Linked DNA regions of Homo sapiens: region 2 is linked to region 1. A link is a loop called in an ENCODE intact Hi-C map of the cell type or tissue named here. Cell type or tissue: endothelial cell of umbilical vein. All regions are shown on one strand. Each heading gives the region's core, and the rest is flanking DNA. Links, peaks and the distances in the headings are about the cores only. Region 1 holds the start of MIR5193 (microRNA 5193). Region 2 overlaps SEMA3F (semaphorin 3F).

Region 1 (2,896 bases), core at 117-2,616:
TCAGACTGTGCAGAAGTCCTGAAGACTCCCTCCAGCCCTCTTCCTGCTATGAAGCCAGGCTGGGACCTGTCAGACACAGGAAGCAGCCGTCAGCCATCCCCACCCCCAATCCTCCAAAGCCCAGGATCTGGGGGAGCTGCAGCTTTAACTCATTAGTGGAGCCAGACATCCCCCACAGTCCCCTCCTTCCTTGGAGTACCCCTGAGGGGTAGGTAGTGGGGAGGGGACCAGGGCATCAGCCCCAGAAAGAGTCTAGCTTCCCCCTGCATGGTACGGGGGCCCTGGCCTACCTCCTACAAGCTGAGTTAAAAGGTAATAGGCTTGCCACTAGAGGTGTGGGGTCTGCAGCCCTGAGTGTATTTGTGTCACAGTTGTGAGTGCAACTGGGGTCTGGGCATCCCCGGAGTGTGGGTATGGAAGGAGCAAGTTTGCACATCTGTGCATCAGATGGGAGTGCAGGGCTCCCATCTTCCTGTGTCCTCAATGTGGGCATGCATGGAGATGCATGTGGGCACACATGTGTGTGTTCCTGGGCTTGTGGGCATTTGTGTTCCTGTGACTGCAGCGCTGTGAATGCCTCCAGCCTTGTGCCCAGGCTCTGCAGTTGGCATTTCCTTGGGGCAAGGATGAGGGTAGAAGGAATGCCCTCATGAGGGGAGAGGGCAGAGGTCATGGGCCAGCACTGGGTTTCTGCTGAGCAGCCTGGGGTCCCTCTGGACTAGCACACAGAGCCCCTTTGTGAGGCACCCTGCCTCTAACCAGCATACAGGCTGCCTTTGTCCACAGAGTGAAGCAGGTGAAGGAGAAGCCCCCATCTCACCTCTAGCCTAGTCTCAGCTTGACCCCAGTGTGTTTTCTCAGGGGCTGATAAGCACCCCCTGTCCTGGTCTCTAGATACCTGCCAGCCATCCTTCTGTCCTTAGCTCTAGGTCCCAGAACCCCAAGACTCTTGGAAGGAAGGAAGGGACAGGAGGAGGAAGCCTCTATGCATTGTATCCCTGCTGGGGTCTCTGGGACAGTGGGGCCCTGGTGGTCACTGTGCCCTTTGCCCCTGTGTCCCAATGAGTAGCCCAAGGCACTGGCAGTACATACAAGATTGGGGGACAGGATGTGCCCCCCAGCTCCCAGCCTTGTCTTTGAGGAACAAGCAGCTTTATCAGAGGCTGCAGGGGCCCTGCTCTGGGTTTCCTCAGGAAGCACCACCCCCTCATCCCCCACTCTCACAACTGGCCCATGTGATGGATCGTCTGTTTCCCTGTGCGGGCCCCATAGCCCCATTTCCTGTGCTGGCCCCGGCCTGGACGGGGAGGGGGCTGAGACTCTGGGCCCAGATCCCACCTCCCCCCCACCCCCCACCCCCTGGCTCCTGTTTCCTGCTAGTCCAGCTCTTCCCCTAGGAAAGGCTGCTGGTAACTGGGATGGGGGTTGGGGGGAGGTAAGAAGTCTCTGACTCCTCCTCTACCTCATCCCAGTTCCATCACCTGAAGTGGACCTCTTGGGACCGTCTGAAGGTACCAGCTGGGCAGCCTGAGAGGACCCTGGAGTCGCTGCTGGCTCATCTTCAGGTGTGCCCTGTTGCTACCCCAACCCCCAGGCTCAGCCCAGCCCGGCCCAGCTGGTGTCTGACCTTTCTCCTCTAGGAGCAGCACGGGTTGAGGGTGAGGATCCTGCTGCACGGCTCAGCCCTGCTCTATGCGGCCGGATGGTCACCTGAAAAGCAGGCCCAGCACCTGCCCCTCAGGTGAGCCCACTTGGGGCTTTAGACAGGCCCCACCAGTCCCTGGAGGCTGGGGCTAGGGACCACACTGCCTTTTGTCTTCCCAGCCCCATTCTGGGCCCCTCACACCTTCCCAAGCATTCTTTCCCCAAATGGAGCCAGCAAACAGGCTGGAGGTGGGGTGAGGGCCGAGAGCCTGAGGAGGAGTCTTCAGGAGCTGCCTATTTGGCCAGCCCCATGGGCTCCCCACATGCTGCACAGCCCCCCTTTCACAGCCCACTCCCAAGGGACCCATAGCTTCCTGCCTCCTGCTTGCCTCATCAGCTGCTCCTAAAATAGTTTCAGATGTTTCCTGTCTTGAGCAGCTCCTGCTCCTGGCTTGGGCTCCTGACGGCCTGCCAGCACCCTCTCTAGTCCATGCCAGGCTGCCTTCTGCTTGCCATGGCTCACCTCTCCAATCTCCCCTAAACCCACCCCTACCAGGGTGACAGAACTGGTTCAGCAGCTGACAGGCCAGGCACCTGCTCCTGGGCAGCGGGTGTTGGTGCTAGAGCTGAGCTGTGAGGGTGACGACGAGGACACTGCCTTCCCACCTCTGCACTATGAGCTGTGACAAGGCAGCCACCCTGTCACCTAGCTCAATGGAGCCCCGGATCCCAAGCCCTGCATTGTAAGCCCACAGTAGGCACTCAATAAATGCTTGTTAAAGGAAGGCATTGCAGAGAGGATGGACGATAGAAAACAGTGCACTAATGCACACGGGTGTGACATGGGCATGACAGGGACCTTCACACAGAGAAAAAAAGCTCTTCAGAAGATTTGTCTCCCTGGGCAGTGCCTCACAGGGCTGGGGCTGCCTCTTAGTGCCTCAGGGGTATGGAGCCAGGACAGTCTAGAAAAAAGGCTTTTATTGTCCCAGGCTGGAGGGCAGGGTCAGAGGTAGCTGACATCATTGCAGATGATGGGCTGGCGGCTACGACAGCTCATGAGAGCTGCAAAGCGTGAGACATCCGCAGGCAGTTCAGGTTCTGGGCGAGGTGGGCATGACAGCCGCTTTCCTGCCATAGCTGTCCGCCGAGCCCTGGCCAGCCGGCGCCGAAGCTGCTCAGAGAGGCCAAGCAGGAACTGAGGGGGCCGAGCACGGGCACGGTGCCCACCTCCGTCACCCCCTTCACTCCC
Region 2 (2,896 bases), core at 178-2,677, 360 kb before region 1:
CGAGGCCCTAGACACAGCCTGAAGGTGGGGCAGAGGTGGGCTGGGGTCAGGGGGTTCCACCAGCTGACCCAGAGCCCATGTCTGGTCCCAGGACCTCACTCTGAGAAACTAGTGGGTAAGGAAAGGTCTTGCCCTGCCTGGCCCTGACTATGCGGTGACAAGGGAATGCAGGTGATGACCTTGGCCAACCGCTGGGACGCAGGGACGCCGAGGGATCAAAGGGCCGATCCTGCCTGGCGATGGCCTCACCCGCCTGTCCAGCGGCGCCTCTGAAGTCCTGGGCAGGGCGGCCCAGGCACCTGTCCCGCACCTGTTGTTGGGCCACTCGGAGTCCCCCGCCTGGCCGCTCACCCGCCTGGCTGCTCACCCACAGTGACAACAGGAAAGTAAACATTCCCCCACCCCCAGGGCTGGGAAGTGGCCAGAGAGGAAGTGGGGCTGCCAGTGGAGCCCCCCCAGGCTGGGACAGCCCGCCAGGGGTTATTTATACCCTGGCTGGGGGCATGGCTCGGTCATGCCCTTACCCATCCCCTGGGCTAGGGGGCACTTTGGGGGCAATGGCAGGGGGAGGGGCTAGAGGCTTAAGTGGGCGCCTTCAGACACGGGCACTCCGGGTAAGGGGAAGCTTCAGCCATTAAGCCCCCAGGAACCCAATCAGCCATAATCCCCAAGCTCCAACCCTGCGCAGCCTTGGGCCTCTATAATATCAACCCTGCACCAAGACTCCCAGAGCCCGAGGCCCAAGTCCGAGTCCCCTACCCTCTTGCAAAGCCCCAGCACTCCCAAACTCCAGCTCCCTCTGTGAGAAAGGCCGTAGAGAACACTCAGAGGATGAGGAAACTGAGTCCCAGCTTAGGGGCAGAGGATTGGCCTCGACCCTCTCTGCCTGCTGCCCCCAGTCTGCCCCTGGGTGGAGGTGGGGGTGGAGGGAGCCCCTTGCTCAGTTATCGAACACCCGCTGTGCACAAAGCCCTGTGCTCACAATACCAAGGGCACAGGGCACAGGGAAGGGATGTGACATGCCAGAGTGCATGGGGGTGGGATTCCCACCTAGGTCCATGGCTGAAGGAGGGGGAGGCCCAGGGGAAGCCAGTCCTGGTGGTAGAGACTGCCTGCCAGGAGGGCCAGGGCCGGAAGGTGACTCGCTCCCCGTGGACAGGGCACATGACTCAGGACCTGCGGGACCCCTCCCAGTGGCCACGGGATATGGCGTCAATGGCTCTGGTGTCACAGGACGTGACGCTTTGGTCACTGTGGAAACAGTGTGGGGGGAGGGGGAGCCCCAGGAGGTCGCGCATGGTGGGGAAGGGGTGGGACCCAGGATCAGGGATCCTTGGCTATGGCTTGAGTTTCTGGGTGAGCTTCATGACCTGAGTTGGGGGCACTCTCGCTCTCTGAGCCTCATTCTCTAGTCTAGACCATCTCTCAGGCCCTCCTGGTACTGATATTCAAAGTGACCCTGAGGATCAGTGACCCCGTTCTGATCTCAGAGAGAGGCTCACGGCCTGGCATTCCTCAGGTCTTCCCCCAACCCATCCTTCATGGGTGTCTCTGCCTTTCAGGGAAAGGAGAGTGGAATGAGGTCCCAAGTCCTTCCCCAAGGAAGCAGGCTTCCACGTGTCGCTATCTCTTGTAGGGCATCCATCCCCATTCCCACCCCAGCTACTCCATTTCCTAGTGCTAGATTGGGGAGCAGAGAGGGCTATAAGGCAGGAAGAGGCAACCTGTGGACTCAGCTCCAGCCTTCCCAACTCCAGTGTGTCCTTACCCCATCCCCAACCCACAGGAATAGAGCTAAATCCCAAACCATTCATCCAAACCCAGCCTACCAGAGGGGAACCAAGGTGGAGAGGGGTGGGAACTTCCCCGGGTCCCAGAGCAAAGAAGGTGTAAGGTTCCAGCCTTCTCAACCCACAGCTGGACTTCTGACCCCACTCATGCCAGACTGTAGGTGAAAAGGGAAACAAGGAGCCCTGTGACAGCCCTGCACCCCCAGCTGCAGACAGGAAGACTGAGGCCCAAAGGAGAGTGGTACTCAACCCAGGTCACAGGGTGTCCTGTCCCCTGCTCCCCACTCCACCATGAGGCAAAGGAACTGGGAGCCTTCACTCCTCCAAGCAGCCTGAGTCAGAGCAGGGGGTGGGCAAGTAGCCCTGGGTATCCTCCTCCAAAACCTGCCATCAGCAGGTGCCAGATCCTACCAGGCCCCAGCTCCCTTAAGGGACAGGGACTTGGGACAGAAGGAACAAAGGAACCTGGGACCTGAGGTGGCATCAGTGGGGGCCAGGGCTGATGCAGACCCAGCCTGGTCATGTCCTAAGGCCAATCCCCACATCTGCTCCACTTGTCCCACGCCCGGCTCTGGCAGCAGGAGCGCCATGCCTCCTCGAATGCCATGGCAATGTTGAGGGAGGGGCTGGGCACAATCAAGGGTTCTGTGGGGATCAGGACTCCAGCCCAGATAAGCTTTGACCTTAGGGGGAGGAAGGGTGGTGTGCCTGGGTGCTGTCTCCTGGGAAGGGCTCCCCACCCCCATACTCTCACCCAGGCTGGGCACAGGTTGGGAGGGGTGACATCCGGGAAGGATTTTCCCATCATCGGGAAGGAAGAGCCTTTTCTGGCATCAGACACCTCATTTCCGCAGCCATTCCTGGCCTCCAGGACTCTCTCATGGCCATCAAGCACTTGGGGTCCCAGCCCAAAGCGGCCTGGCACAGGTCCAGAGGCAGGACCTTCTCAAGGCACACGGGGCTGGGTCCTGGGGGCCCCCGGTCCCTCATATCTGGGAAGCAGCTGGTGATACCTTACTTTAAAGGTGCGGGCAGGTGAGGACAGGCACTGAGGAGGCGTGTCCACAGCCCTCACCCGAAGACCCCAAGTGGGCAGCCCCTACCCC

The links. Hi-C counts contacts between places; a loop is a spot of excess contacts. Peaks named below come from ENCODE experiments on the same cell type or tissue, not always from the same donor. Only the 100,000 strongest peaks of a DNase experiment are listed, where the experiment ranks them.
Region 2: it touches region 1 in a loop (4-fold over the local background); 1 of 110 quality-filtered maps calls a loop at or near these places.

Annotation. Positions count from the first base shown.
Region 1 is chr3:49,804,742-49,807,637 of GRCh38, reverse strand. It overlaps INKA1 (inka box actin regulator 1), which reads right to left. Exons shown (of 2, transcript NM_203370.2): 2 at 2,608-2,896. The coding sequence ends at 2,651. UBA7 (ubiquitin like modifier activating enzyme 7) reads left to right here. Exons shown (of 24, transcript NM_003335.3): 22 at 1,473-1,565; 23 at 1,641-1,741; 24 at 2,201-2,429. The coding sequence ends at 2,330. MIR5193 (microRNA 5193) reads left to right here and starts at 1,393; the gene lies at 1,393-1,501. RefSeq lists enhancers at 1-131, 1-232, 862-1,141, 1,128-1,422. In endothelial cell of umbilical vein, for the core only: no CTCF peak of the experiment used is centred there; DNase peaks (open chromatin) are centred at 1,257 and 2,027; H3K4me3 peaks cover 962 bases; H3K27ac peaks cover 2,296 bases.
Region 2 is chr3:50,169,175-50,172,070 of GRCh38, reverse strand. The region is part of intron 2 of SEMA3F (semaphorin 3F); the gene reads right to left. Among named protein-coding and RNA genes, the nearest start is that of SEMA3F-AS1, 15 kb to the right of the region's middle. RefSeq lists an enhancer at 734-1,707 and a silencer at 2,123-2,333. In endothelial cell of umbilical vein, for the core only: no CTCF peak of the experiment used is centred there; a DNase peak (open chromatin) is centred at 1,180; H3K27ac peaks cover 2,500 bases.